Linked DNA regions of Mus musculus: all the other regions are linked to region 1. A link is a loop called in an ENCODE intact Hi-C map of the cell type or tissue named here. Cell type or tissue: left cerebral cortex. All regions are shown on one strand.

What was found. Hi-C counts contacts between places; a loop is a spot of excess contacts. Peaks named below come from ENCODE experiments on the same cell type or tissue, not always from the same donor. Only the 100,000 strongest peaks of a DNase experiment are listed, where the experiment ranks them.
Region 2: it touches region 1 in a loop (5-fold over the local background); 7 of 42 quality-filtered maps call a loop at or near these places.
Region 3: a loop joins it to region 1, with 4 times the contacts of the local background. A loop is called at or near these places in 4 of 42 quality-filtered maps.
Region 4: a loop joins it to region 1, with 2.3 times the contacts of the local background. A loop is called at or near these places in 2 of 42 quality-filtered maps.

The regions. Positions count from the first base shown.
Region 1 is chr12:107,999,494-108,007,493 of GRCm38, forward strand. It overlaps Bcl11b (B cell leukemia/lymphoma 11B), which reads right to left and starts at 3,921. Exons shown (of 4, transcript NM_001079883.1): 1 at 3,593-3,921. The coding sequence starts at 3,650. In left cerebral cortex, CTCF peaks have their summits at 4,683 and 6,971; DNase peaks (open chromatin) are centred at 4,673 and 6,948; H3K4me3 peaks cover 5,547 bases; H3K27ac peaks cover 5,784 bases.
Region 2 is chr12:108,117,779-108,125,778 of GRCm38, forward strand. It overlaps Setd3 (SET domain containing 3), which reads right to left. Exons shown (of 13, transcript NM_028262.3): 7 at 1,328-1,386; 8 at 464-578. Among named protein-coding and RNA genes, the nearest start is that of Setd3, 58 kb to the right of the region's middle. In left cerebral cortex, a CTCF peak has its summit at 3,750 (motif pointing left); DNase peaks (open chromatin) are centred at 3,715 and 4,309.
Region 3 is chr12:106,298,404-106,306,403 of GRCm38, forward strand. No RefSeq gene overlaps it. Among named protein-coding and RNA genes, the nearest start is that of Gm24986, 81 kb to the left of the region's middle. In left cerebral cortex, no CTCF peak of the experiment used is centred here; DNase peaks (open chromatin) are centred at 4,042, 4,431, 4,625, 5,547 and 1 more place; H3K27ac peaks cover 603 bases.
Region 4 is chr12:108,069,151-108,077,150 of GRCm38, forward strand. No RefSeq gene overlaps it. Among named protein-coding and RNA genes, the nearest start is that of Bcl11b, 70 kb to the left of the region's middle. In left cerebral cortex, a CTCF peak has its summit at 4,003; a DNase peak (open chromatin) is centred at 3,964.

The sequences.
Region 1 (8,000 bases):
GAATAAGAGAAAAAAAATCTCCTCTGAAAATATGGGGGCTGTTAAAGTGTGCTCGTGGTTGTCTTCACTGGGGTGCGAATTACAAATGAATAAAATTAACCTGGCATGACACCTTTGAAGAACATGTTTTTATTCTCCCGTGGAATCCGAGCTGCTGACATACCACACTTCAAACGACACGGGGTTCCCTTCTGTGCAAAGGGCAGACAAACTTCACTGCCCCTACCCGACTATGAAAAAGAGAAAGAGAAGAAGAAAAAGAGAAAGAAAAAGAAAAAGAGAAAGAAAGAAAGAAAGAGGGCCCATGTCCTATAAATTTATCAGAGACGCAGTTTAGTACGATAAGTGGACCATTATAGGTATACTGTATCCTGAGGTTCAGACAATTGTCAACGTAGCCGCCTTTAAAACATACAACAACCACAAAACCCAACCTGAAGAGGCATTGAATGGCTACAACCAGCCTCACTCTGCGGCAAATCTTGGGTCTCTGGCTGCTGTGCAGGATCACGAGTGCATACAGAAAATTGCTATTCTTCCTCGGGAACCTGTTGGTGGGTTATTGAAAAGTTGGCTTCATTAAGGGCCTGTATAATTGGCCACTCCATTTTACCTCCACGTTTCCCTCAGAAAAACCTTTGAGCTTTTCCACGGACCTCAGACTGCATTTCCTTCTGCCTGACCCTGCCTGGCATGGCTGGTACAGGCCCTTCCTTCTGCCTGGCCAGCGGCTGCCTCCTGCGTTACCTCCCTAGCACCGTTCCCCAGGCTGATCTGTGTTTGTTTTTCCTAATGTCTGTGTCTGCCCTCCTGTTTGAAAAGCCGCATCCATCTGGGTCAAACATTTTGAAACAAACCAGAAGCCCAGATCTTCTTTTCCAGCTGTCTCCCACCCCCTTAGCTACCTCAGTCCTCTTCCTACCCATCCTGCCTGAAACCGTAGCATGCTATGAAGCCCTTCTCCTACCCTGGGAAACATACACCAAGATCAGGGATGCCATTTCTGGGCTTTTTCTGGTTTCCTAGGCCATCAGTGATTCTAAGTTGCATCATCTCCAAAGAGCCTTTAGCTGCTGCCCCACAGGCCCAAGGCTGCCACCCAAGTGAAAACGATCTGCCATGTTTTAGATGGTTTCCTTCAGATCTGAAATCTCACATGGGAGTGACTGCCTGTAGGGGCTGAGATAACACCTGCTCTGCTGGCCAGTCCTTTTGCAACCAGGCCTCCTGTATCCCCTGCTTCATAGCTAGTCACATTCCCCAGGCCACACTGTATCTCCTGCATCCCTGTCTTATCCCTTCTAGGCTGTTTTTCTGAACACCATACGGACCACTCTCCTTGCTTACCCCCCTGAAACAATGCCCAGGCTCCCAGGGTCCCCAGGGTCCCCAGAAGGCAGGTAGACTTGCTCAGCAGCCTGGCCTCCACTGCCTCTTTTCTCCCCAGCACTTCTCTGCCTTCTCTGCCTCTCCTGCAGGTCAGCTGGCTTTTCCCAGATGCTCTGAGAAAGGGTGAGACAGAGAACCAATGCATGGAAGGATGTCACACGAAGCACCCCTGAACCCCCCCCCCCCAGACCCAGCTGCCACCAGTCCCTCTGCTCAGGGCTTGTTCAGGATGTCCCAGGGATGCCCAGAGAGGGACAGCAAATCTATCTGCTTTTCCCCTAATACGGCAAATGCTCCAGAGTTGGGGGCTACCAGTTTCTCCCCCTTCCCACCGACTCTCTCCCCTCCTCAAATACAATTCTGGTAATTATACAGGGGATGGGGGTGGCGGCCAACTGCCTCCCGGACAAATTAGGGTCTGGAAGTGTGGAGGTTTTTAACAACCACTTCACCTAAAGGTAGGGAGGGACTGTAAAATAACCCGTGGCTGCGGCGTACTAAAGCAAGAAAATAAAAGTCAAGTGGTCAAAAGGACCTTGATGAGACCAGGCTCAAATCTGGTTGCAAAACATTTTGTTTTAAATGCAACCAGCAAGTCTCCTTTGACATTACAACACTGAAAAAAAATAAATAAGACTCCCCTTCTCTCCTCCCCTTAAGAGACATCCCTTTCCTAAGAACCTCACTTTAATATATATGCCCCACAAGATAATAACAACAACAACGACAATAATAATAATAATAATAAACGCACAAATTCTTACTAAGGTGTCTGCGGTAACAAAGGAGAGAGGGAACAGCAATAGCTTCGAGCAGATGGCTCCTGTGCTGGGTTGGAGGGGAGGGGAGAGCCCCTTTATATATTTATTTATTTATTTAAATTCTTTAAAATATAACATAAATATTCGGCTCTCGACTGCAGGGCAGCCAGTCCTCAGCGGCGGCCGTCATTCACAGGCTTCTCCAGCTCCAGAGCCGGGAGCCCGGCCCCAACGCAGCGAGGTGAGCGAAGGATTGCAAGATTACAACCTGCCTGAGGTCTCGATGGCACCCAGAGGAAATTTTATTTCTATTGCAATAAAAAATTTAATAAATAAAAAGCAACCGCGACCAAAAAAAAAAAAAAAACCCGCGGGGGAGAGACTCGCGCAGGCTGCGGCCGGGGCTTCCCAGAGCTCTGCAAGCCGACCTCGCCGGTGGCAGCGCGGGTACCCGGCTGGCTCTGGGAGAACTGTGTACCTGCGCGGCTCGCGCTGGCGTTTTCTTTTCTAAATGAACCCAGCTGGGGCGGTGGAAGCTGCTGAGAGTCTGCCCTGCTGCCTGACTTTGCAAGCCCCTCCACTTGCTTGAAATCCGGCGGATTTGCACCGCGACCTGCCTTGTTTATTTAGATGGGAAGATGAAAGATACAGAGATAGAAAGATGGATAAGAGGATGATAGGTATTTTCTCCCCTTCCTTTTTCTTTCTCTTCATTTTTACTGTTATAAGAGCATCCCTTTTTTTTCCCCACTCATGACTTTTTTGTTAACTCGTGGCGGGGATTTTTTTTTCACCAACCCAAAACCTCCCCCCCACACCTTTTTTTTTTTTTTGAGTTGGGGGGGGAAAGAAGACAAGACCGTCCCAGGAGACGGAGGTGGGGAAATGAGGAGGGGGTGCTCCAGCACAGCAAACAGCTGCGCAGCTGGATTCTTTTGCAAATAGCGAGAGGAGGGGAGGGGACGGCGGCTTCGGAATCCTAGCAGCGGCGCGGTCGGCGCCCAGCCTGGCGGGGCGCAGCGACCGGGAACCCGAAGCCCGCGGCCATCCCTTTCCCCTGCGGGTCCCTGGGTCCAGGGCGCTCTCGGGGCTCCGTCCGCCCGCTCCTCCGAGCGCGGACCCACGCGCTCGCCAACTTTTCCCGGCTCCCCCTCCCCCTCCACTCCTCGGCCCCCTCCCCCTCCTCTCCAAACCCCGCCACCAGCGCCGCCGCCGCCACACACGCCGCTTGGAGGGCCGAGCGTCCGGCCGGGCTCGGCGCGCACAGCCGCCTGCAAGCCCGCGCGCCCCCTCCCCGGCCCGGAGCCCGCGGCGGCTGCCCCCGGCTGCAGAGAAACTTTCCCAGAACCCCACGCTCGGCCGCTGCTCCCGGGTTGGTGTCCCCAGCCCCGGGCGCCCGGAGCCCCAGCCGCCGGCCCTTCGCGCGTGCGGCAGACACTTACGCGTGATGAGTTCCCTCTGGGACAAGTGCTGCGGGTTGCCCTGTTTGCGGCGGGACATTGCCCCGGCATCTATTCTGGCATCGCCCGGAAAGCTGCACAGATGCGGGCCGGGGAGGGGGTCTGAGCCGCCGCCGCCGCCGCGCCTCCTCCTCCGCCCGGGTTGGTGCCTCTGCCCTTCCTCTCTTCCTCTTCCTCCTCCTCTTCTTCTTCTTCGTCTTTATTTTGCTCTTTCTTCTGGGCTGTGTTTTTGTTTTTGTTTTTGCAAAAAGAAAGAAGAAAAAGCCAGGAAGATGGCTTGCTCTAAAATAGAGAAAAGGCTAAAATAAATTATAAAACTGCTGTTGCTCGCCGCTGGCTGGCCGGTTTCTTTAAAAATATATTCTTTTGGAGGAAAAATATCTCTCACACTTCTTCAAAGTGCTTGGCCTCTTAGACTTGTAAATGTCTTCTTGAAGTTACGCCGGGTTTTGCACCGGCCTCTGACACTTTTCTTTCGGGGTCTGGTAGGTGGAACGCGCACTTCCACCCAAGGGGAGGGGGGAGGAAAAAATGCAAACAAATTTCAAAAAAGCCAAAAAAAAAAAAAAGGCAAAGAAAACTTGGGGACTTGTCTCGTACCCCCTCACCCCGCCCCCTCAAAAACCCAAAAGCAATGAAAAGCTGCCTTGGTTCGGCTCTTTCTGGGTTTTCTGCGCGCTGCCTGCTTTTTTTCTTTCTCGGAGGCTGACCCCTCCGAGGCTCTGGGGGACTCCGGGAGCGGCTCCTTCCCGGGTCACCTGGCAGGCTGGCGCCGGCCGGAGGGGCTGCGGGTCCCCGCGTGCGCTCCCCAGCGCTGCCCGGCGCCGCGGGCCCAGGGGGAGCGGGGCTGCGGGGCGGCTCGCCCAGTGCGCCCGGGTCGGTGCGGGCGTGGACGGGAGCTATAGATTGCAACGTGAAGATGGCGGAGTCCGGGTTCTCCGGGAGCTCTCGGTCTCTCTGTGGCTGGGGCTGCCTCTGTACAATGGGATAAAATTCAAGTTCAAGTGCGGACGTGACGTTTAATCTGCTCTAGAGACAAAAAGACCCAGAGAGTCGGAGCACTGGGGGCGACTAGCGGTGGCTTTTTAACATTGTACCCTGTAAGAGAACAAGAAAGCACACACCGAGACACGCGCGCGCGCACTCACACACACTCGCCAGTGCGCACACCCGCAACCCAGGCCGGCCGGCCACACGTGCAAACTACTGTTTTTGTAAGCTGGTCTTATCACCGAGCACCGGTAGCGCAAAAGAGGGTGGGGGGGGATAAATAAAATAAAATCTTGTCCCCACTCACTCTTCCTCCCCCGGGAGCCGGACTCCCTGAGAAAGGGGGCGGAGTGCTGTGTGAGTAACTGAGGTACACTGAGTCCAAGCAAGTCCAAACCCACCCACTCGAGAAAGAGGGCTGGAAACCACGGGCTGGGGGAGACTGAGGCGACAGATAAAATTGTTTTCCTTCACTCTCTAGAAAAGTAGTTACAGTTGGTTTTACTTATTTGGAGAGGGGAGCATTTTGTAGAAACTTCCAAAAAAGTGTCTCCATATAAACCGTTGGGGGTTGGTCGTCTCAAACAACAAAATTAATGATACTGAGGGGCACAGTGGGGGGGGGCACATTTTGTTTGAATCCCATTCCAGAAGGGTTCTTCGCCCTTCTGGGCCCCATTAACTCCTAGGGGTCAAGCACTGCCCCGCCCCCACACCCTAGTCTCCTTGGGAAGCACGCGCTAGAGGGACGGGTTGGGGGGCACTCCACGTGGGAGAAGTCTGGGACTCACAGACCCAGAAGTGGGCGTGGTCAGCGCTGGGAAAGGAGGGTGCCTCGTAGCGGCGACCCCCCCCCCAATTCCCTCCGTGAAATCTCTGCAACCTGGAAGTCGTCCCCCTCCTCCATCGCCCGGGATCGGACTTGAAATTGCTTGTCCGACCAGGAAGGACAGAGCCGCCTTTTCAACCGTTTGATCTCCAGCCGGCCAGGACAAGGGGAGTTGTGGGGGCCTGCCCGTGGCCCGGGGACAAGGCCAGGCTGCAGTCCCGAATGCACCGCCCCCTCCCGGCGCTCTCCTCCTGGAGACCAGCTGGGTCTACTGGATAACCTGGCCTCCCGCGCTGGGCGCGCCAGTAGGCTGGACCCCTCTCCCTTCCCCGGCGGCCAGGGCGGGTCGGGGCCTGGCTGGGGCTGAGTTTTGTGGTGAGCCTGGCTGCACCACCCTCACTCCGCCCCAGGCCCGGCGCCCCGGCTTCAGCCCAGGGATTGGCGAGGCTGCAAGGCCTCCAGGCGAGCCGCCTCTCCCGGGGCCTGCTCCTCAGGGGGCACCTGGGCTTTTTGTTCATCCTGAAAGCCATGGGTGGGGCCATGGCACCAAGGAAGAGGCGTAGTGCTAGGAGCAAGGAAAGAAGGATCTCTCTTCCCTTCCCACTTCACCCAAAACAATCACTGTACGATGTGCCCCGGCTTGCAGTTTCCAGCGCTTATGGACTGCAGGGTCTACCGACCGAGGCGAGGCTGAGATGATGCTGGTTGGGGGAGGGCTTGCACCTCCTTCCGCAGGCCGCGTGTAGCCGCCCACTACCACACACACATGGGCACCCCTCCACGTGGTCCAAAGTCTGGAAGCGTCTCCTCTCAACCCATCCCGTCTCACTGGAAAAAAGAATTCTAGGAAAGTGGCCGAAGTAGGAAAATAATATAACCCACACCCACCCTTTAATAAACTTCCCAAGAAATCCATAAACTGCCCTTATCCGCACACCCCCGCATCAATTTGAAAGATCAACTAGCCTTCTGTCTCTTAGACTCGCAGATGGGAAGGAAGGCCAGAGAAGGATACGACTTTGCCCAAAAACACACAGCACATCAGGGGCAAGTCTGGACTTAAGACGCTGCGCCCTGCCCAAGGCAGCCTGCCACCATGGGCGCGAAATTCAAACACGGCCCTCACCTTCTGGGGGAGATGGCTACGAGTACGGGGGAGCGAGCCAGGGGCCCGGGTCGAGGGAGGAGGAAGAGGGGCTCTTTCGGAAAACAGGGAGCTTAGGGGTCCAGGAGTCAGCTGCCTGCTAGAGCACGGGGGGACCGGGGACAGGGCAGCGGGAAGCAGCGGCCGCAGTCCGGACTGACCCCAGCAGGTCCTCCCCGGACCACGCGCTACCCCGACGGTGGGAAGGCGCGCGCGCTGAAGGCTGGTGCAGGGCCCGAGCTGTCGCTGTCGCCGCCGCGCGCTCCACCTCGCGGCCGCCAGCAAGAGGCCGCCCTGCCCTGCCTGTGCCTCCTCCTCTCCCAAGAGGCGCCCGGGCGCAGGCAGCAAGCGATCCCAGCTGCCACTCCAGTCTCCTCCTTTTCCCTCTGCCCGTCTGGCACGGCTTCATTTGCGCTGAAAGCTGTTAATGTCTGGTCTCACAGCTCCCCCTTTAGTCTTGCGGCGCTCCGTGTCTCCGGTTCCCAACCAGATCAATAGCTGCCTCTCTGCCGACCTTGACCTCTTGCTCGACCCGCCTGACTTAGGCCTCGGGCTCCAGGGTATCAGCTCTGGCTCTCTCTGCGCTCTGTCATACTGGGCTGGAAATCAGTAGCGTTTGCTCAGGACCTTGGGTCAGGCAGGTATATCCAAAAAAATCCTTACACAGATCTACCCACCTACGACGAAGCATTGTTTAGAATAAAGTTCATTCACACACACACACACACACACACACACACACAGAGGGGTGGGGGTGTGCAGGTGGCTACCCAAAAGAGTGAAGGTTCAAACGTGGGCCTGAAGCCCTTGCATAGAACCTTAGCATCATTTCTCCTGTACCTGCGTTTGGCCTACTGTGTGCTCTACTCTTGACACAGACCATAATCAGATAAAAATAAATGAGAGAGAATAAATATGAATGTCACAATGCTTTGCTCTTTCTTGCCCAGCTTCACACTGCTTTCTCAGAGTGAATCTCCACAGCCTGCGTCCCTTTAAGGATAGGGGAGTCGTCCTTCACAGAGGAATTGTTCAAAAATTAAAATTAAAATTCTCTTCACCGAATCAAAGTGCTTTTTTTTTTTTAAACTTGCCTGGGGTCCTAACTCCCTGCGTGTGCTCCGTATGACAGGCACAAGTGAGGGCAGACTGGGCAGAGCCTTGGTCAAGCTTTTTGCTTAAAATTCCTTGAAGAATTTTCAATCCTTTAGGCACAGACTGGGACCAGTGGAAGAGTCTGTAATGTTGTCTTTGCCTTCTGAGCTGTTATATTTTATCTTATGTCTTTACGAAAATCTGGATCGATCTAGATAAGCGCGGGGAGGGGGGCGGGGGGGGGGGGGGATGGGAAGTCCTGGAGTCCTTGCAGGAAAAAACAGACATTCCGTTTGTTTTTGTTATCTTCTCCCAAGGATCCTCCCTCTGAA
Region 2 (8,000 bases), 120 kb after region 1:
CCTGCCATACACAGGCTCCAGAGCAAAGCAGGTAAACCATAGTGGCCGAGGAACAGAGCAGGGCAAGGGGCGAAAGGAGTCAGCAGAGAACAGAAAGAAAGAGCCATAGAGAGAGACAGAAAGATGAAAGGTTTTCTTCAATAAATTCCTACTTGTAAGAGAATAAAAAGCAAAGTGGCCCATTGAGCCTGTGGTCCAGTGAGACAAGAAATGACTGTGAGAGCTGGGGCTGGGGCTCAGACCATACAAACGCAGTCGCCGCAGTCTCTCACAGTGCTCTAAGATTGGAGTTTTCAGTCTTCAGTATGAAGAGACACCCAGCTTCTATTAGAGGCAGGCAGGGAAGAGCAAGGGTTGCTTCTGCTTGTCCTGGAGAGAGCTGGCAGGGGAATAAGGAGCCAAGGAGAATATGCACTCAGAAGCTCAGCAGCCCCCAGCCTCAACCCCAGGAAGAGATCTTTACCAGGCCATTGGTATGATTGCACATGTCCCATAAAGGAATCAGAGCCAAGGTCACCCGGGAACCATCCTCTGTAGGAATTTGGTTTTGCCGTGTCATAACTGATGAGACGGCCCACCTGTTACAAAAAAATAAAATAAAATAAAATAAACAAATTAAGAGTAAATTTGTGGAAAAGCCACCCCCACAAGAACACACTCAATTAGGAAATTGAGGTTGTGAGTGGCTGCCAGTTTTCAGGCTTTTTTGTACCATTTAGAACTAAAGGCAGAATTGAGAGGAGGAGGGGGCAGAATGGCAGGAAAGGAAGCCTGCACACAGCCCACCGAGTATGCAAAGGAACTAGGAGAAGCAGGGGTCTCAACCTACGTGGTGATGAAACTGCTCTCTCCAAAGCCAGCTCCCCCTCACCCAAACGCTGACTTCAGCGGTAGGCAGGGCTCTGAGCCTCACTGACCGACCAGTGGGTGCTGCTTCTCCTCTCTAACAGACCCCTCCACGGTGTGGACGAGGCATGGAACACGGCACTTTTATTACATAGCACAGTCCGTTAGCTCTATGTTCCAAAGAATCCCTGCTTCACACTAATGTTAATCTACTTAAAAGAGAAAAAGTCCTTTAGCAACACTTAACACTAATGTTAAGCCCAAACGCCCCTTGGCTACCTCAGGCAAGCTACTGGCATTACAGGTTCACAGCGGTTTCTTGGCAGCTGTCAAAACGCCAGTGCTTATCGAAGCCGCTCACCCTGGCTTTTGAGACCGCCCTATTTCAACACTGTAAGTGGTCGCAGCAGGCCACTTGCTGCCGAGCTGCCCTCACTTCCAGATCCTCAGAAACCACCCGCAACACAGCGCCCTCACAAACCTGTAGTCCTCGTAAGTGAAAGACTCCTTCAAGGGCAGTTTGTTGGCATGAGGATGGGTCTGGGAATCAACGGTTTTAGGAAGCAGAGGTGGGGGGGAAAAAAGGGAGAAAACAGAAATCAGTCAACAGAATTTCATTATTTAGCTGCTAACAGATCCTAACAAGAGCCAAATGAAGCAGGAGGCGTCCAGCCGCGCAACTGAGGGATCAGTGTGCTATTGTGCCCTCATACATCACTGTCAACTTAATTTGTTGTGCCCAGCGGCCGCCATAAATCTGCTCCTTCACACTTCCATCCGGAACCCACAGACACCACACAAGACAGTGTAAGGTGGACTGCTGCACAAAGGCAGGCACACCCTCTGCTACGAGTACGAGCTCTGAGGGAACATGGAGCCTGCAAAGCCAATAGGGAGGCTTGCCTCTCCCGGGGTCTCATGCTCTGCTAGATTTTATTCTCTTTGTATGTCACAAGAAGCAACACTTACAAACCCTCTAGTACGTTGGAAATACTCTCACATTCTCTAATAACACTTGATGACAATCGACTTAGGTGCAAATGAATTATTTACACAGTAAATGTGGATCAAACACAGGAAATCAAGCAAAGTCAAGTCTTGTGAGAGAATGAAGTAAATTATACAAGTAAGATAAAGATAACACAGACAATCATTAAATTACTTTTTTCTCTAAACAAAAGAACATTTGATAAAATATCCAAAACTTTACACATGGAAGAAAATTTTATAGCTTCACATTCCCTTTTTATAATGCCCTACCCCTTAGACCTGTAAGCACTTAAAACTCTGTCTCAATTAAGGAATTAAAGCTGTAACAGTGTGATTTTAACCTTAAGTTTCAGTTACAGTCTGAGACAGATTGCAGTTAAGTGATCAGATTAACAAACGGTTGTTTCTGAGCTGGAGACCAGATCTGCGGAAGCTGATCGTGTGCCTGCTAGTGTGGCTCCACGCAGCAGTTTTAACTCCAGGTACGGCACGGCAAGTGCACTGCAATTCATCACCGCTCCCTGTACTGTGCTGGCTGGTACTGTGCGCAGGGCAGTAGGGAATGAGGCAGAAGTGGCTCAAACCGTAAATCACTCAGAAAAACAAAAGCTTGTCCTTGGTGCATAATCTTAGACAAATTATATATTACAAAAGGGGCTAACTGGGTGTTAGCTCCCAGGTGCCTGCTTCTCCTCTCTTTATAGCCTCATTTTAAGCCTTTGGAAGAAAAGTCAAAATGTAAAACTGTATTTACATAATCTTTAAGATGCATGTTGGGCCAGGTGTATCTGTACATACCTGTAAACACCAGCACTTGAAAGGCTAAGATGGGAGGATCAGAAATGTGAGACCTGCCTGTGCTACCTAGCTAGTACCTGCCTCAACATAAATAAATCACAATGCGATAAAATGAATATTGTACTAGCAATGTGCAATTAAATAAGAGACTTTAAGGGGACGTACAGAACATGACAGGGCACTTCCAGTCTGGTTCAGGAAATGGTATGCTAGGGGAGGTCAGCCCCGCCCCACCGGCCTGCCCTGGAGCCTGTGCTCTGAGGATTCGAGGTATGCCTTCCTCTTACTTATCACATTTAGCCAAGACAGAGTCCAGATTTCCCTTTAAACATACTAATCACCATAAGGCCCTTTCCTCTTCTCAAAACTAACCTGGTAAGAAGAGACAAACTGCAAAATAGTAAGGAGAACGGATTCTATTGACCAATTTTCCTTTCATTTGTAATAAAGTGAAATCTCATTTTATCTTATGATTGAAAACTTTGCACACCCAAATTCTCTTTCCAAAGTCTAAAAGATGCAAAAATTTTATTTTTAAAAAATGTTTTAATTCTCTTAAACTATGGAATTTACTATGGCCTTTTGAAAGTTGGTAAATACCTATGTGAAATCTCAGAAATAATAAAATTTTAACACCCTCCCCACAAAAGGCTGATATTAAATAAGGGAAAAAATTGACAGTTTTCAGTTTTGAAAAGCACTTAAACATTCTTCCAACAGTTGAGTTTCTTTATCTTGGATTCCTCAAGAACATGTATGGCCACTCCAGGACTAAGAAGATGGAAGGCTAAACCAATGTGCACCTTCTAATAGTTTGCATATATCCTGCATGACCTAACAGTTCTGATAAAATCATTAAAAATAAAAACCTCAGTAAAAAAGATGTGTAAGTATATTTTCTGTGTGGTTATATAACATTTTCAGAAACAATTAGAAATAGCTGTTCTCAAAAAACCAGGGTGTGCCTAGTACACATGATCCTGTATGAAAGCCAGTCTGCACTGACACATGAACCTAACAGTCGGAAGCACAATGTGGCACTGAGGCACAGCCAGTGCCTTCCTCCTCAGCAGGCTCTCTCTACTGTGACGCCAGCACCATCTATTGGCAGCATCAAAGAGTGCATGCAGTCCCTACCAGCAACATTCAGCTTCATTTGAATAAAATCAGGTTTCTAAAAAAAATCAAACAAACAAACAAAAAACCAAAAACAAAACCAATGCCAGTACCTTTCATCTGAATATAGTATTCTTGAAGGATTTAGAGGTATTTGAATATCAAAAATAATTCATCTATAATTTTTCTTTAATGTTTAATACTTAATGTTGGAAATAAATGGCTTCCCTTATTTAAAAAAAAATGAACAAAACTAAGACAAATGTAGATTGCAAACAATTTTCATTTAATACCTGAACAGAAATAAAAAAAAAAACTTTCACTGTTGACTAAAATTAATTTGAAGTGAGCTGAAAGCTTATCAAATGTCCTCACGTGATGAAAATATTTCACTCCTAGTACAGGGCAAAGATACTCTGCTCCCTTCTGGAAATAAGTCTGACCTGCTTCCCCACGGCTTTCCCTGGATTTTAAAGATTTCTGCAGTTGAACCATGAACCTCATTCTTGGTGGCCAATTGATTTTAGTGTCATAGTTTCCCAGACAACGGTTTGCATGTGGGACCAGTTTAGAGAATCCTCAGACAGACCCAAGAAACAGGCCTCCAACGGGAGCCGGCAGGGGCTGACTCACTAGCTGCTCCACCCAAAATCCTAACAAACAGCGTCCGAAACTAGACACAGGCTTCCTTCCAATCATAAACAACACATGATTATTTCTTGAGCATAATAAATAGTTGATGTGGAAATAAACAACAGCACAGCTTTTATCAGACGGGGAGCATGCAAGGCTGAGTTTCTAAAGCCAGGGCTGGTGATGCACACCTGTAATCCCAGTTACTCAAGCAATGGCCAAACTGGGCTACATAAAACTCTACCTCAAAAATAAGTGAAAATTAAAATAATTCTAGACTCTCTCTGCAAAGTCGGGCGACCCTCTCAAAGCTCTCCTTTTTCCGTCCAAAGGAGGAGCCCTCAATAAGGAGGAACAGCAATATTGTACCTGTACAAAATAATCACTATGTCTGGGAAAGATTAATATCTAAAATTGTTTGTTTGGCTTCAATAAAAAGAAGCAATATTGCTAAATATGTAAGTATGACATTTTGAAGAATTTACCATATTGCATGGGTCTGGTAGTGATGCTTAAGGAAATTAAAAACCACTACAGTCAGCATAGTTGATCCTTATTAAAGTGCTGTCACGAACTACCACTCACATAAAACAAAAATAAACCAAGAAGAAATTTAAATAAAATCTATGGATTATAAGTGTTTGAAGATGGAAAAATGAATGATATTCTGGCTTTTAAAATTGATTTAGCATGCAGCTTCTCTTTATAGTCCCTTGATAAAAATGAAATCTCCCTAACAAACACTTAATAAAAGCTGTCAATATCTCTGAGAAGAAAAATGACACAAATGCATTAAGTATTAAATACCCTTGGAAAAAGTCACATATTCCATGAATTTTTGATGTACTATCTTGACATTAATGTAAAACCTTGATATTTATAATTGACAGATATTTAATAAAGTATAAAAGAAGATGGCTGCTATGCAGCATGCAAATTCCTCAGGCTGAGAGAGGAGCGATCCAGGGTGCACTTACATTAAATAAACAGTTACTGTGTATCACACAAGTCAGTGGCAGTCGTATTTTAAGCTCTTACAACAAACCTCTGTGAAGAACCAAACAAGTACACTCCATTATTATGTGGATCCCTAACCCGGAATCGTTTAGTGTGCAAAGCAGCTTCGAAACGTTAATAGTTGTGCACAGGAACAAAATGTGTTTGAATCAAGGGTGGGTTTGCGTTTAGCACCAGGAAATAAGCAGTTGTAAACATTTAAAAATGCTACTTGCATGAATATGCTCAGGTATTTCCTAAAACAATTCTCAAATGAAACAAATGTAACCTATCTAAAGGCTGAAGAACACTGATGTTCTATCTTCTGATAGATCATCATTTGATGTAAAAACGAAAAAAGAAAGATACCAACACATAAAGGGCCCAGAGCACGAGTCTTCCCAAAACCCATCATCCCTTTGTGCTGGGGTCTCTTATGCCTGGACTGCTTTGCTTCAGGAGGCCAACCTGAATACAGCAGTCACTTCACAGAGCCACTCCATATGCTAAAAGGGAAGTTGATCAGTCCATAAAAATGACTCCTAAAAATTGTATGTTAAAGAATTTACAACTGTTGTAATGCATAATCAATTAATTCTCAAAATACAAATGCAGTCCAGCACTGCTCTTTCAACAGTTACAGGAATGCATTTCATAAGTTGTACCTAAGTTTGTTCTGATGAAAAGCCATAATACTGTGTAATTAAACTGACGATTAAAATACATTTATCTTACATGCCTTAAACATAAATTAAAAGGAACATGGGTTCATCTGCCAAGACAGACACACCTAAGTCCAAAGATGACCCCATTTCTCTTACTGCTACCAGGATGAAACCAGACACAGACCTTCATATCTGATATTGGACGCAGTCACATATGTTTCATAACTGGGATGCTTTGCAGGGCTTCTGAGAGAACATCATTTGATGTACATTGATAAGTACTTCAGCAAGTCAGACAAGAGAACAGAGACGCGGCAGACAGCCCCGTCAGCTGTCACCCAGGTCTGGATGGAGCCCTTCTCCCTTTGAGACGATACCAGAGGAGGAAAGGAGGTTTCCCTGGAAGGAGGCAGAATGAAGGGGAGATGCAAGATGGGAACTAAAAGGACGCTCCATGACCAAGGCAAGCCAGAAACAGCACACATCACAGCACGAACCTAGGAGTCAATGAACCCTCTTCTCCTATTGTATTTCCTAGTGGACACAGAACAGTTTAACAAGGACAAATCATAAAGCAGCCATTGAATCTACAACTTAGTTCTGATGCCCATAAATCAGAATCAAAGCATGGTTCATATATTCAGCTCTTGAAGGAAAAATCAATTTTTAAGACTTTTATTTTTAAACACAGATTACATTCAATTCTTTGGGGAATTTTTTCATCATAAAGTTCTTCAAACTCACTCAATATGATCAAATAAAAATTTAACTACATCGATACACATCTAATCAAGAGTTCCTGCTTTTTGCTCACATGAGCGCATGTACACACACATACACACACAAACATGTGTGCATGTAGGGGAGAGTAGATTTTTATCCTAGCAAATATATATCACCTTAAAACAAAATATGAAATTAGAATAACAATATTGATCATTACATTTAAAAATACTTTTTAGATGACTGAATCTATAGTCTACCTGCAATTTAAATTTAACTGCAGTTTGCTAAAATATTACCAAAAAACCATCTCTACAGTGTACTTATTAGTTACCATGTGTATACACTGAAGGAAAATCAACCATACATCAAACTGTGCCTAAGCCAGCCACATATGAGCTATCAATCACTTATTTACTCAAATATTTACTGATTTAGAAAGAAAAAAAAACTAAAAATAAGTTAACAGTAGACAATTAAAAGTTATACATCAGAGTGAAAAATTTTAAAAAACAACAACTGATCCATCAACAAGTCTTGCATACCTGTGAAGGCACATGAAGATCCAAAATTAACATCCAGCAGAGCCAGAGGAAAGACAGACAAGAAAAGAAGCTGGTATGGCGAGGCCACAGTCCCAGCCCCTCTAGGTGGTCCATCCTCTGCAACCTCCCAAGTCGCTGGAGCTGCCAGTCTAAGGCATTTCCTTTCCCTGCTAGTAAGCTACGGAGGCAGATACACGGTTTTAGCCACCAGCAGTGAGTGTTTCCATTGCCTTTAGAGCCTCAAAGACATCTTTCCCTCCAAGACAGAGGAAAGCCTTCATCCCAAGTGAGGACAGCTGTGACAAGGGCACCTGAAAAACACCTTACCTGCACAGGCCTGCACAGCAGGTAAGAACATGGGAAGCAAACCCTTTACAAACACCACCTCAAGGGCCCAGAGAAGCGCTTCCAGGGAACACAGACAGATACACACAGAGACACACAGAATTGTTTCTGCCATCTAGGTGGCAAAGAACCATGCCAAACTTTTTTCTACTGTCTCTGAACATCTCTCCATCTTAAGAATCCAGCAAGCAATATATATCAAAAGATGGCCTAGTCGGCCATCACTGGAAAGAGAGGCCCATAGGACTTGCAAACTTTATATGCCCCAGTACAGGGGAATACCAGGGCCAAAAAGGGGGAGTGGGTGGGCAGGGGAGTGGGGGTGGGTGGATATGGGGGACTT
Region 3 (8,000 bases), 1.7 Mb before region 1:
TAATAGACCAGAGCTCCAGTCCTGACTTTAAGTCACCAGCATTGACCAGGAATGGAGGAAGGAGACACACCAGCATCCTAAGTGTGACTCTGAATGTCCGAGGTCCTTTCTCCCTGGGTTTTCTGCACCAGGCGCTTTCATCTAGGACCCTTCTCTCAGATGCTTCAATCCTTTCTCTCTCAAAGGTCCCTGCTGCTCCACCTATCTATTCTTGTTCTATTTTACAGATAATAGTTAGTAGCATCTTAACAATATATGTAATTATATACTCACACACACACAGAAAGACCTGTGCATAACAATGGGTTTTCCTGTGGCACTGAGAGACTGCAGCCCAGTGCTTTACTGAAGCTGGGAAGTACTCTAAGATACTCCCATAGTCTTCTTAATATTGTGTACATATGTGTGTTTGTGTGTCTGTCTGTCCATCTGTCTGTCTGTGTGTGTCTGAGGTGCCAGAAGAGGCTGTTGAAGTTCCGAGAGTTGTAGGCATATTTCTCCAGTCCCCTCTTTATTTATTTTTATTTTGAGACAGAGGCTTGCCAAGTTGCTAAGGGTTGTCTTGAACTCACACTGCAGCCTCGGCAGTCCTCCTACCTCAGCCTTCCAAGCTGCTTAGACTTCACCTGTGGCTGTTTTCCTGCCGTCACCTGTGGCTGTTTTCCTGCTACAAGGACAGAGACTGGCTCAGAGGGAAACACTAGCATCCTTTCCGAAGCTTGCACTGTGTCTTCTGTCAATTGGAAGTGGGGTGTCTCCTGCTAGTCAAAAGTTTCTGTCTTTTCCTGTCACCCTGAGCGTGACCCTTAAGGAAGCATCTGGTGTGTTTTGAAAGTTGTACCTTGGGCTTTCTAAGTTTCTGGGCTAATGTCCGCTTATCAGTGAGTGCATATCATGTGTGTGCTTTTGTGATTGGGTTACCTCACTCAGGATGATGCCCTCCAGATACATCCATTTGCATAAGAATTTCATAAATTCAGTCTTTTTAATAGCTGAGTAGTACTCCATTGTGTAAATGTACCACATTTTCTGTATCCATTCCTCTGTTTTGAGGGACATCTGGGTTCTTTCCAGCTTCTGGCTATTATAAATAAGGCTGCTATGAACATGAAACTCAAGAAGAAGGAAGACCAAAGTGTGGATACTTTGTTCCTTCTTAGAATGGGGAACAAAATACCCATGGAAGGAGTTACAGAGATGAAGTTCTGAGCTGAGATGGAAGGAAGGACCATCCAGAGACTGCCCCACCCTGGGATCCATCCCATAAACAGCCACTAAATCCAGACACTATTGCATATGCCAGCAAGGTTTTGCTGACAGGACCCTGATATAGCTATCTCTTGTGAGGCTATGCCAGTGCCTGACAAATACAGAAGTGGATGCTCACAGTCATCCATTGGATGGAACACAGGGCCCCCAATGGAGGAGCTAGAGAAAGTACCCAAGGAGCTAAAGGGGTCTGCAACCCTATAGGTGGAACAACAATATGAACTAACCAGTACCTCCAGAGCTCATGTCTCTAGCTGCATATGTAGCAGAGGATGGCCTAGTCAGCCATCAATGGGAGGAGAGGCCCTTGGTCTTTCGAAGATCATATGCCCCAGTACAGGTGAATGCCAGGGCCAGAAAGTGGGAGTGGGTGGGTTTGGGATCAGGGCAGTGGGAGAGTATAGGGGACTTTCGGGATAGCATTTGAAATGTGAATGAAGAAAATGTCTAATAAACAACAAAAGGAAGCATCTGATGTTGGTTTCCAAAAGCTCATTTCCAAGTGAGCAACTGAGGCTGAGAGCAAGAATCTTACCTACGGATAGTGAGAGGCCTCTGGCCCCACTCTGGAGCCAAGCGAGGGTGGATGTCAGAAATGCGTTCGTCTCTTTGCAAGGAGGGTGGGGCAAACAGACATTTGCTAGTCAAAGGAATTTTAATTTCAAGGAATAATATATGTATTAGATTTTTGATTTCATTTCGTTTGTTTTGGGTCTTTTGAGACGGTTTTATTAAACAGCACAGGCTAGCCTCCAACTCTTAAGCCCACACCTTCATCCTAACCCTAGCCCTAGCCCTACCTCTTCCTCAGCCTAAGTCCTGGTGTTACAGGCGCTTGCCACCACACCTGCTTTAATTAATTAATTAGCTAATTAATTAATTAACTAATTAAGTCTATTGTAAGTTTCTACACACACACACACACACACACATACACACACACACATACTTATTTATTCTTATTTTATGTGTGTGGTTTTGACTTGCATGTTTGTAATATGCACCATGTGCTGGCCTGGATCCAGCCGAGGCCAGAGGAGGGTATCCACTGGAGTTACAGATGCTGACGAGCTATCAAGGGAGTTTCTGCGAACTGTTACTGGCTTCTCTGTCAGAGCTGAAGTGCTCTTCCTTAACCTCAGTTGGACCATCTCTCCGGCCTCTTATTTTTCAGTTTTATTGGTGGACTTTGGAAGGAACATTCAGCTTCTTTCCCACCACAGCATTCATGTAAGATGAACACGGATGTGAGTCACCCACTGGTCTGCTGACTGGGGTATATGAGTGGCGTGCTAGCTTTCCAGTGGTGCTCAACCTTCTGACATTGTCATAAGACGTTTTCATCTATAAACGTGTTAGGTGGCATTTATAGCTATTCTGGGATGTGTGTGCCTGGCCAGTGAATTGCATGTCAGACCACAGCTTTGGTGATGAGCAGCAGTTGGCTTCAGCTTGCCTGCTTCTTCCCAGTGTAGAGCTGGGCCTTATAATGGAAACCAGAGCTCTTCTGCCAGAGCCCTGGTTCCTCTTGTGGCTCCCTAGCCCCACACCTGTGCTTGCTTTGTCCTGTGTAGCAAGGGCTGACCCAGTGCTCCGACCTGGCCGTGAGGCCATAGCATAGGTCTTGAAAGCACTGGTTGCTAGGTTAGGTAGCAGGTGAGTCTGCTATCAAGCTTGCTCCCCTGGGACCAGGCTGGGTTACAAGGGACAGAGAGACAGAGATACAGAGAGTGTGCTCGAGCAAGCATGTGCATGTATGAGCATGTGTGTGTCTGTGTGTGCCTGTGCATGTGCTTGTGTGTGTGAATGTGTGTATGTGTTCATGTGTCTGTGTGTCTTCTGTGTGTGTATATGTCTCTGTGTATGCATGTGTATGTGCATGTGTCTCTGTGTGTGCATGTGTCTCTGTGTATGTTCATGTGTCTCTGTGTGTGTGCATGTGTGTATGTGTTTATGTGTACCCTTTTTTTTTTCAGCCACCAGCTATGGAGACTTTGTTAGCGGCCACATACCCCCTCACTGTATTTGATTTCTTTCTGGAATCAGCATCGGTCAGCAGTGGCGCCTCTAGCACCGGCTAGTTAGTACTCAGTGTTGTGAAAGGAGCATATACCATGCAGGCATCCTACACCCAGGGCACTCAGGATCTGGATATCCTTGTGGCTCTATCATCTTAACCAGACAGGTAGCTACTGGCCACCAGCTTTCCTTCTAAGACAGTGCCTGAGGGACCAACTCAATTTTCTCCTCATGTGAAGATTGTGGATTCTGTGGTTTGAGAGATCTTCATGGCATGCAGACCTTCTTAACTGCCCATCTTTGAGATAGGAAGGAAGAAGGCCTCCGAGCACGGCCTTGGACCTCCCGGACTCAATGCTCTTAAGCTACATCTCGGTTCATAAGGAGCCACCACAAGGCCCAATATTGCCACAGATAATTTGGTTTCTGAAAGTCAAAAAATGAACCAGATGGCTTTCAAAGAAAACAGGACACATATCAGATTCCAATTATATTAAAATGATGACCCAATTTAGGAAAACACAAAGTGTCATAAAAAATGTTTAAATAAACAAAATCTGCATATTTATGAAACGATAATATTCGCTGGGCTCCTCACTCCGGGTAACGAGTTTCTAAACTAGACCGATGGCATTCCAAGCTTCCTGTGGAATCCGGGCTTGGAGAAGCCTGCCGTACTGTTTGGAATTGCAGACTATCTCAAGAAAGAAAGAAAGATTTCTTTTTCCATTCTCGTATGTGTGTCTCGAGCCAATTTAGGAACATGAAAGGTCAGCTCTTTATGAATTCCATATAGATCCACTTCTAATGCGCCCGGATGGGAGCCACCCGCCCTGCCTCGTTGGCTGAACATCCTGACACCTCTCTTCCGAGGCAGTCGCTGTCACCCCCCCCCCCCAACCTCCACCGCCACTGCAGACCCAGCGCTGGGCTGGGTTGGCAGGGAGAGTCTCAGATTTATCTATTTATTTTTCCAGATAAATTAAAAACTCAGGGGGCACTTAAAATAAATTAGCAACTGCTCCTGACAGTGTCTTGCTTGTGGAGTGTCACATTTGCCGTTTTTGGCAAGGACTAACTCGCCTGCCTTCTTTCCCACCGAGCACAAACTGCTAACGGAACACTGTGCTCCTGTGAGCGGGGCGTGTTGCTGGAGATGCTACTCATACAGGGGCACTGTGAGCCAGGAGGTGTGACCCCAGAGCTCTCAGGGTCGTACCTTCTCGGGGACAGCCAGGTGGCACTTCAGGAGCCTGGGGGAAGGGTCAGTTTTGTTCTCAGTTGTTCTCATTTCAGGGATTCTGAAATGGTTTCTGAAAGGAGCTTCCTGTCACCCAGCCCAGAGAGTGTGGCTGTCATTTCATAAATGCTGTAGTTCTAGAGAGTTCTCTTCAGAGAGGATGTTGGATATAACACCTGCTTCTCTGCAATGTACATGTTTATTTAACGAGTGAATATATACTGAGTCTCTTAGGTTCCCAGCATGTAAGACACAGCCCAGCTGTCAACAAAGATGCACAGGCCTGGTTTTCCCGGACGGTGTTTCTGAGATGCACACCCACCTGCAGTGTGCTGGCATGTCACCTGTCCCTGCAGGGCATCCAGGGACATGGGACCAGCATCCCAGAACCCAAATGGCAGGTGAAATAGTGCCTGTATAGAGTTGGTTCTCCATAGATTGACAAAGGAGGGACACCCAGTATGCTAGTCTGTAGGTCACACATACTAGCTCCAGCACCTGTCTGCTGCATTAGAGGGCTGCCTTGTTCCTGGGAGCTATGAGGCAGCCTCGCTCTGTTCTCACTTAAAGAGCTGCCTCAGACAAAGGTGAATGCTCCTTCCTTCCTTCCTTCCTTCCTTCCTTCCTTCCTTCCTTCCTTCCTTCCCCGTTCTGTCCCTCTATCCTCCCTTATTTCCTTCCTCCCTCCCTCCTTTCCCCCTCCTTCCTTTCTTTTTTCCTTCCTTCTTTCTCCCCTTCCTTCCTTCCTTCCTTCCTTCCTTCCTTCCTTCCTTCCTTCCTTCCTTCCTTCCTTCTTCCCTCTCTCCCTCCCTTCCCGTCTGTCTTTTTGTCTCCTCAGTAAGGAACAGAGCCCTTAGTTAAACTGAATCTGGATAACATTACTCTTTCTCCCAGTAACCTTTCCCACATTTACTGTATTCGAGCAGAGACTCCGACAGACAGACAGAAGTGTAAGAATCGGCAGCTTTCCCCTGCTGTGCTGGGTGGCAGAACATTCTGTCCCGGGAGAGTAGCTTTCACTAAAAGGGACTTAAAGAAATTAATATATTTACTGTCAGAAAAGTCCTACATCATTGGGACTACACCAAGTCCCACCTGACTGCATGTAAATAATTAAAACTCAGGGCTTCTGAGTTTTGGGCAATTTTTGAACATCTAATTTTATCACCACACGGCTCCCCCTAGAAGACTGTTTTTAAAAATGCTTATTCCTCGAGCGAAGCTTTTTCTTTTTTTCTATCTTTTACTTTTTAAATTCTTTTTTTTTTTTTTTTTTTTTTTTTTTTTTTTTTTTTTTTTGAGTCATGGCAGGGTTAGCGGGAGGCAGAATTGTCTCCTTGCCAGAGTTTAAGTGCAGCGTTTTTTCATTAGAATTTAACAAATGTTCATCTTGAAATAGACGGACAACGGGTCAAACCGCCCCGGCTTCTCCCCGTTAACCCGAATGCATTAGAGCAGTGACTTCTCATTTTCAGATCAATGTTGTCTCTTATTCTTGGACTTAATTTACTATAAGATTAATACGGCCGTCTCTCCATTTATTTCTGTCTCTTTCTCTCTCTGGCTTTAATAAAATTAGAATTAATTTAATATAATACAATCTCCAGATTTTGTGTGTGTGTGAGTGTGTGTGTGTGTGTGTGTGTGTGTGTGTGTGTGTGTGACATAGAAATGCCAAATTCAACAATGTGCTTTGATTTTTTTTTTTTGCCAATGGTAAACTATTGTGCAAAAAAAAATTATATAAATACAAGAGAACATCTGGTCTTTTGAACTGTAGTCACTGCTGAATTTAAACATCGCACCCGTTTGACAAAATTAAAGGATTTTATTCTTTGTTTTTCCTGGGCTTTAAATAGTGAGCTACAAATAGAAAGTGGAGTTATCATTTCTAGCTCACTTGGAATGTTATGCGGGGAAGGCATTCTGCGTTCCCTACGATTTCAGAAGCCAGCCAGGGGTTTAGGAAATGTGGATGTACAGCGAGACTTTTAAGACAATGACCCAAATTAAATTAAACGCATTGCTCCCAGTTTTCAAAAACAAAATAAAGCAAAACAAAAAACCCCCACAACAATTTCTGAATGACACTATGCATGGTGGTGGGGGGCAATTTTGATATCTTTTAGAGTAAAGTAATTAGAATTATTACTGCCACTTTTATAACAAACTCTCGTGACTCTTCCCGTCTGTCCGGGCTCTCTTTCATGATGGAGACATCATACAATCCGTAATTGTTCTATGAAGGAAAAGAGAGTTAATCTTTTTGCATTTGAAGTAAGCCTTTATCACGAGCCCAACAAAGCCAGACAGATCAAAAAAGAGCCCGAGAGAGCATTTAAGGAAATTAGTGCAAATGTCAGTAAAAGGTAAAAATTAATGCACGTATTATTGAAATATGGTTGAAACCTGCCTTCTTTTCATTTCTTTGATATTTCGAAGGCATAAAACACTCAATTAACTTTCCATTGTGTTTGGGGGAGGAAAAGGGGAGGATGGTCGGGGAAGCGCTTGGGTGTGGGTGGTGTGTGTGTGGGGGGGGTGAGGGCTGGTTAGCAAGCTGGAGACATGTGGTCCATGCCACCCAGAGACACAGGCCCTCAAGGACCCCTGATTTGGGGTTGCTGGTAGACTTTGGGTTTTCCTGCCTCTTTATTTGGGAGCATTATACCTTAGCATGCGCAGAACAGAGACATTTTTGAGAAGCACAGACAGTGGACTGCTAGGGCCTGTCCTGAGGCTTGGGAGACAACTCACTCTCTGGGCCCCCAGGCTCATGCTGACCTTTCCTAATGAACTTTTGCTAGGTGGGCGAAGGGCGATTTAAGGCAAGAAGCAATTTGAGGCAGGACACACAGATGATGGTTAATATATGTGAGTAACCCACTTACCAAATGCTGAGTGACCTCTAAGGAGTAGCTTAACCTCTCTGGGCTAATATTTGTCCCTTAGTGTGTTCTAGGGATATGGCTACCAGCTTGTTAAATGGCTAAGAAACAGGGAAATGTTTCATCCCGAAGGCTTGTAGCAGACACTCAACAAATATTAAATTTCTCATCTGACACCACCCCTTCATCAGTTTTTATGCATAGAAGACAAATCAATTAAATTATCTATCCGGTGGCAATAAAGGAAAGGACCTGCCTTCCTTGCACGTTTTTTTTTTTTTTTTTTTTTTCCCCACTGAGCTCCTATCAGACCCTCGTCTGCTTCATCTCCTTTCGGGGCCAGGCATCTTATTTTGCTTTGAACATTTTGCAAGCTTATTGAGTTAAATTGATAAGGCTACTCTCGGAACATCAAAACTCCTTAGCAGAACAATCATTATTTGACAATCGAGATTCAAGAATTTTTTCCTTTTTCTTTTTTCTTTTTAAATTGTATAATGAAATCAATCTTGCTAAATTGCATGCATGTCAAATTGCGATCAACTTGCTGGGTAAACGTTTGGGCAAGAGAGGGCCGACTGTCT
Region 4 (8,000 bases), 70 kb after region 1:
TTCTTCTTCTTCTTCTTCTTCTTCTTCTTCTTCTTCTTCTTCTTCTTCTTCTTCTTCCTCTTCCTCTTCCTCTTCCTCTTCCTCTTCCTCTTCCTCTTCCTCTTCCTCTTCCTCTTCCTCCTCCTCCTCCTCCTCCTCCTCCTCCTCCTCCTCCTCCTCCTCCTCCTCCTCTTCTTCTTCTTCTTCTTCTTCTTCTTCTTCCTCCTCTGTTTTTTTTTTCAGAGCCCAGAGGCACTCCGAAGGATCCACACACAGTGTGTCCATAAGAATGTATATTTAGGAAGTGAACAAACCAGGGTCTGATTCTGTCTGCTTAGATGAAGGAACCTTTGGGACTCCCTTACCCCACCTGTTCAGCAGGGCTCAGGTGCTCACCCACAATGGCATGGTGAGACCAAACAAAGGAAAGGATCAGGGGTTACAATCTGAACAGTACTTCATTTCCTCCCAGGTGCCAAGTCTCTCCACCCTTAAATCTGCCCACCCACCAGCTCTCCTTTCCGCTGGACAGAGGACCTGGGGGGTGGGGTGGGCTGAGACAAGGGCCACGTGCTCTGCCTCAGTCCAAAAGCCCTGCTCACGTGACCATCGACAGTGGATTGATGAAATTAAGCGCAGATGGTTACTTTGTTGTTGTTCTTTGAACTGACAGCTGCTGGTATAAAAATAAATTAAATTAAATTTCACATAAGTCAGACTTTTTTTTGTATTTTTTTTTCCAAAATGATCTAAGTTTCTCTGTGTTGTTGTCGTTACATTGTTTTCTTTCTTTTTAACATACGGAGGCAGAGAAAACTCCAGGGCACTAGAAACATGAAGGAGAGGCTCATCCCTCCTTCACACAGCCGCCTTCCTGACGTTCTGAGTTCTGAAAGGCCGTGCAGTGCTGTCTTTGGGGTTAGGGCCAGGAGGCCACAGAGGCCTGGTGTGAACCTGGAGTGGGTCACCCGCGTGAACTTGGGAAAGTGAGCTAGCTTCTCTCTGCTTCATTTCTCTGGTCTGTACAGGAACGGAGTTAAGAATAATGTCTCCTCAGGGTGAGAGATGGAGAATCCTGGCTGGCTCCGTGTTCCCTATCTCCTAGCCTGTTGTCAGTAGCCAGGTAACTGTAAGTGAATTCGGCATCTTTGCATGTGGAAGTGCCACCATGGGGTGCATGGAAAGACACCTCTGGTACTTATCTATTATCCAGAAGACTCTCAGAACCCACTCCCTGAAACCAGTCCTTGCCATCCACACTGTCCCCCCAACCTCACCTCAGCATCTCTGGACAGGAACCCCGTACAACATTTGCACGTTAGAGGATCCTGTAACTGAAGCCCTGACTCATCCTCTGTACCCAGAAAGTCCTTTCCGTAGTCAGGCCTGGAGCCACCTGCTCTAGGGCACACTGCCTCTAGCCTCTGGTGATTGAGTCACAGGGAGCATCTCTAGCATGTGGCCGGGCAAAGCTGCTCAGAAGCCGCACATGCCCTGTTTGTTGCCAATTGAAGAAAGTGGAGTGCTCTAAAGAAACATTGTTGCCAGCCAAGGAGGAACTGCAGGCAGGGGTAGGAGAAACGCCCAAGGCACCTTCCGTTATTTCCACAGTCCAGCTGTGCTCTGACTGTTTTTCCCTTCTACCCACAGCAGCCCCACTCAGTGCTGAGCCACACCACTTCTGACCGTGCAGGGTGACAATATCAACTGCACACGTGTCAGCACATCAGCACGCTGAGAGCAGAGGATGACACACACCCTAGATTGCCTGCGACAGGTGACAGGAGTTGACAGGGAGGACAGGGTGTCTGTGGATGAACAGAGTGGGGCAGAGCTCCGTACAGATGTTGGATGGAGGAGAAAGGTGAAGAAAATGATCATGTGTGTGGAGGGGGGTGGGGACAGCAAGGGGAAAGACCCTGGAGGCAGCAAATCAGACTGCGGAAGCCCAAGGGTCACCCGAGGACTAAAGGCTCAGCTGCAAGCAGGGCAGCCAGAACACTCCCACATGTGGTCTTCCTCCCGTGGTCCTGGTATACACTCTTAATCAACCCGCATGGCAGGTCCAGCCTTAAAATCATTCCTGAGGAGGAGTTCTTAGTCCTCCTGCCCAGCATCAGTCCCTCTATCCCAGGGAGCTGAAGTCCTGCGTAGGTTACAGCAGGGACATCCTGGCTTTTGGAAAGGAGTCCTGGGAAGTGGCCGGGAGAGCAGACAGACAGGAAGCTACGGCAAGGAGCCAAAGGAGACCTAGAAATGGAGAGGCCGAGGTGGGGGAGGGGAGCACGCAGAAGAGAAAATTTGACACTTGAGACGGAAAGGGGAATGGATGCTGAGTGTGTCAGCCGACCTGTGGATGCCTCCCAGCCAGATGGAGCCTCCCATATCTCTCAGGAGCATACTCCCACACCCTTTCTCATCTAGTTAGGCTCAGCACAGCCCCAAGGAGGGTAACATTGCTCACAGCGGGTCCTGAGGTTGAGAGGGAAAGAGGGTTTTCTTAACCAATCTTCCCGAGACCCTGAGACGGAGCAGAACACTCCTCTGAACTTGGACAGAGGCCTTGCCGTTACTGAGCCTCATGGTGGCTTTGCATGTTTAGGGTTCAATCAAAACACTTTAGACCGGTGGCCTGCCACCAACAGGCACTGACCTCACTCCGTGGCAAAGCTAGAAGCCCAAGACCCAAGACCTGTAAAGTCAGAGCCCAGGAAGGACAGGCTCTGCCTTCATTCTGTGGTCTATCCTGGGACACCCAGCCATCCTAACCTCTGTATATAGAAATCTGTCTTTACTAAGACAGAGCCTATAATTATATCTTTCTAGCATTTCTTTGATTTCATGGTTTACTTTTTAGTACTATAAGATAAAATAGCATTAATAAGCGAATTTAATAGTAAGGAAAAGAAAGAAAGTTGCATGGAGCTTCCACAAGAGTCTTTTTTTTTTTTAAGATTTATTTATTTTTATATGTAAGTACACTGTAGCTGTCTTCAGACACTCCAGAAGAGGGCGTCAGATCTTGTTACAGATGGTTGTGAGCCACCATGTGGTTGCTGGGATTTGAACTCTGGACCTTTGGAAGAACAGTCGGGTGCTCTTACCCACTGAGCCATCTCACCAGCCCTCCACAAGAGTCTTAATCCACAAATTTGGGCTCTGCTCTCAGGATGGGCCATGTACCAAAAGCACACATGTACATATACCACGTACACACAGAGACACACACACATGTATGCACACATACATCGCACACACACACCACATACACACAGAGACACACACATGTATGCACACATACATCACACATACTTACCACATACACACAGAGACACACATATATGCACGTACACATATCACATACATACATACTACACACACACTGCATATACCACATACACATGCATACACACGTACCACATACACACAGAGACACACATGTAAGCACACACACATCACATACACACACACATGCATGCACATTATACATATGCACATACCACACATACACACATGCTACACACACACACCACATACACACAGAGACACACAAATGTATGCATGTACACATATCACACATACATACATACACATGCATGCACATTATACATATATACATACTGCACATACACGAATAGTACACATACACTGCACATACACAACATACCACATAACACAGGGACACACACATATATGCACACACACACATGCATACACATTACATATAAACACACACCTTACATACACTGATACTACACACACACACACACACACACATACATCTCATCATCATCATCATCACCTGAGAAGAGAGGCCACTGCATGGGGGACATGGGCATTCAAGCTAAGGCAACATCCATAAAACGAATTACATGGACAGGAGCCATGGCTTTCCAGTTTATTTCAGAAGCAGCTGAACCTCACTGCAAGTCTGCTACACCCACTATGTATGTGGAAGTGACAGTCCGCCCTGCTTCTGTGAGAGAATCAGAACTCCCTATCCTGAGGGGGCAGAGCTGAGTCTGGCCCTCCTCCCCCATCCAGGCGACAGGAGGGTGAATACTCGTGGCTACTGCTGTCAGCCTGGCAGGCTCTAGAATCAACCAGAAGGAAAACTCTGGGCTTGTCAGGTCTGTGGGGAACTTTCTAGATGGGATTACCTGAGCGGGGAAGTCCACCCTCAGGGCAGGAGTTATCATTTCATGGGCTGGGCTTCTGAACCGCATAAGAAGAAAATCCTACAGGGTGTGGTGGAGCACACCTCTCATCCCAGAAGTTAAGAGGCAGAAGCAGGTAGATCCTTATGAGTCTGAGGCCAGCCTGGTCTACATCGAGAGTTCCAGGCCGGCGGTGGACTCATATCTCCAAATCCATATGTAGTAAAGCGAGCTCGCTGAGTGGTCCCTGTCTCCCTGCTTGCTGGTAGCTGTGTTGTCAGCGGCATCAGGCTGTGAGCAGAAGAAACCCTCCTTCCTCGGGTTGCTTCTCCACAGGTTCTTCCTCACAGCAGCCCTCAGAGTGGGCAAACAGGTAAATCCGGACTGCTGAGTCTGACAAGGCCAGCAGTGCTACCTCGGCTTCCAGGGATGGAGGGTCTGTGGATGGTGACCAGAGTGGAACTGACTTGCGGAGACACAGGCCTAGGTCCAGAGCCAGAGAAAGTCCACTGTCGGCCAAACTTGGCCTAGAGAAGAAGAGTGCAGGCTCCCCTCTCACCTTGGGCACTTGAAACTATCCAGGGGACCCAGGAAAGCACCCTGGACCAGAAGTCAGAAAAAATATGACTGTTGGTTCTCCTCTGTCCATGTGACCGACCATGCAGTGACACTTCCTATAGCACGCCCTGGCACATCTGGCACACCTGGTCAAAAGCATCTCACACCAGGAGAGCCAAAACAGAAGCTACCGGCCACCACTGCCCACAGAACTCGTGAGATTGTAACTAGTACACAGGAAGGACTGGGGAAAGCCAAGATCCACATTTTATTTCACTTAAATTAGCTTTCATTTAAATAAGTGCATGTGGCTGGTGGCACAGCTTCAGACGGCAAGCTCCAATTTTCTAACTATAAGCCAGGTGTCCTGACCTCTCGGGGAGTCGAGGATAAAGTGATAGTGATCATTGGAACATCATGAAATGAAAAGTAGTCAAGAAACCCCCCCAGACTCCGGAGAACCGTCCTGTGTTCACTTCTTGTATCCTGTCAGGTCCCTGGGGTGCTGGGCTCTGGCCTCAACTTTCAGGCAGAGCAGGCCTCACGTTCATGGAGCCTACTAAAGACACGGTCACATCAGGAAATGACAGTCACCATGAGCCCAGCAAAGGAAACAGACAGCCAGTAAAGTGAGAGGCAGTGGTACCCTGGGTGGAGTTGGTGGCATGAGCTTTTTCTTGCCCGTGGACTAACGCTAACCCAGAGCTTCCTAGATGTAGTGCTTCTAGAAGCCAACTTTGGGGCCTCTGCTACTGACCAGTGGAGGTGACCTTGATACACAACGCAGAAGACAAGCCATGACTTGGCAGACTTCTGCCTCCTGGAGCCTTTCCCAAACAGAGCTGTCTATCCAGCGATGCTCTGAAGTTGTCTGTGAAGAATTATAGACACCCCACCAACTCAGAGCACCACGGCCTCCTGAGCAAGCCTAGAATCTTGATGACGTCAATTCGGACAAGTAGAATTTCAATGGTTCCACGCCTTGATGAAAGGAACCACAGGGTGTCAGTGCCTGCTGAGAGAGGGACCCATTTCCTCCAGGGCTCAGTTCCCGAGACGGTTGTCCAATCCTAAGTGATCAGCTTTGGACACACAACATATAGGCAAAGCTAAATAAACTCAGTAGCCTCTGTGTGTGTGTGTGTGTGTGTGTGTGTGTGTGTATAACAATAATAAAGAAAAGATCATGAATTTACGAGAAGATCCATAGAGATGGGGGGCTAATATATGAAATTTTCCCCCTCCCCCCACCAAAAAAAAAAAAACCAAACTTTTTCTTAATTTTGTTTTTTTTTGGGGGGGTGCTTTGTTTTTGTTGTTGTTGTTTTTTGTTTGGTTTTGTTGTTTGTTTGTTTGTTTGGTTGGTTGGTTGGTCTTGAGACAGGGTTTTTCTGTGTAGCCCTGGCTGACCAGAACTCTGTAGACCTGGCTGGCCTTGAACTCAGAGATCTGCCTGGCTCTGCCTCCCAAGTGCTGGGATTAAAAGTGTGCAGGTCCACTGCCCAGCAAAACGTTCTATAATAATAATAATAATAATAATAATAATAATAATAATAACAACAACAATAATAATAACAGAATAGGTACTGTCTGTAACTATAATTCTTTAGAGGCAGAAGTCTAGGTCACAGAGCGAGACGCTGGAAGGAAGGGAAAGGAAGGACCAGAGGAGGGGAAGGAAGAGGGGAGGGTAGAGGAGAGGAGGCAAACGTGGGGTTCCACACCTGTGGCTCCAGCAAGCCAACACCTGGAGGTCTAAGTTAGGAAGCTCAGGAGTTCAAGGTCGTCCTCTGCTTCACAGTAAGGTCAAGATCAGCTTAGGCTACATAAAATCTTCGCCCCACCCCCCAAGCCCCACCACAAAAACCAGTAGGGGTCAGGCTGGAGGAAGGGAAAGGTGTAAGATCCCAGCCTTCTCTCTGTGGTTGATGTCTGCCTGGTCTAAGGTGTTCTTGTTTGCTTTCTGGTGCTGTGATAAGACGCTAGGACCAAAAGCAACTTGGAGAGGAAAGGGTTTATTTCATCATAAAGCTTCAAGCCCATCATGGAGGGAAGTCAGGGTGGGAACTCAAGGCAGGAGCTGAGGCAGAGACCATGGAAGAACACTGCTGACTGACTGGCTTGCTCCCCGTGACTTCCTCAACCTTATTTCTTATAGACCTCAGGGCCATCTGTCCAGGGGTGGCACCGCCCACGGTGGACTGGTCCCTCCCACAGCAATCGGAAATCAGGAAAATGCTCTACAGATACGTCTGCATGCCAATCCAGTGGGGGCATTTTTCTCATTGTGAGTCCCTCTTCCCAGATAACTCCAGGTTATGTCAAGTTGACAAAACTCCTGACCATTGCAGAAGACAAACTAGAACCCTCCTTCTCGTGATGCAGGTTTTCCAGGTCAGCTAAAAAGACATTAAAGCTACTGAACGCTCTTGGTCAGTGGTATCTGTGGCTTTCTGCAGTCCTAAGCTATCTGTATGCGAAGGCTAAGGTCCTCTTGTAGCCAGACATGAGGCTAAGCTTGACCCCTGCGCTGTAGTCTCCATTGCTGAAAGGGAGACATGGAGGTGTGTGGCCTTCTGTGGCAGGGCAGAGCCTGAGGACCTGGGGGGTGGAACACAGCCATCAGTGGGCAGAGACAGCAGCACAACCACTCTGTCACTCAGCTTTCGGCTTGCCAGGCTGGGGCACTCGGGACCCTTCAACTTAATGTCACATCAAAATTTCCTGTCCTCACTGTCTCGTGGGACCTACAGACCATGAGAGGATCCTGTGTCTACAGTCCCAGACATCAGGCTGTGGGCACCGCCAGTTTGTACGCCCTCCAACAGGAGATGAGATGTAGGCCACGGGGACTGAGGGATTCTGCCAGCGATCACTGGTATATTAGGATACTTGCTGTTGCTATTACCACAGTACTATAGGCTGGGTAGGAAGAAAAGGGGTTCATTTTGATTCGTAGTTGTGGTCCAACCATGGGGGACCGCTGATGGGGGATGCTTGCGAAGGCAGCAGAGAGCATCCTGGGTGAGAAGTGTAGCATGCTCATATGTCTCTTTGGGTTTCTCCTGTTTTTTCTTGTTTTGTTTGAACCTGTAGTCCAGGCTGATCTTGAACTTGTGGCAATCCTCCTGCCTCCACCTCCCAAATGCTGGGATTACTGGTATGAGTAGCCAAGAATGACTTCTCTCCCTCTTCTTGTAAAGCTTCAGATCTGCTGGGCAGTGGAGGCGCACATCCTTAATCCCAGCGCTTGGGAGGCAGAGGCAGGAGGATCGCTGTGAGTTCAAGGCAAGGCAGCCAGGGCTA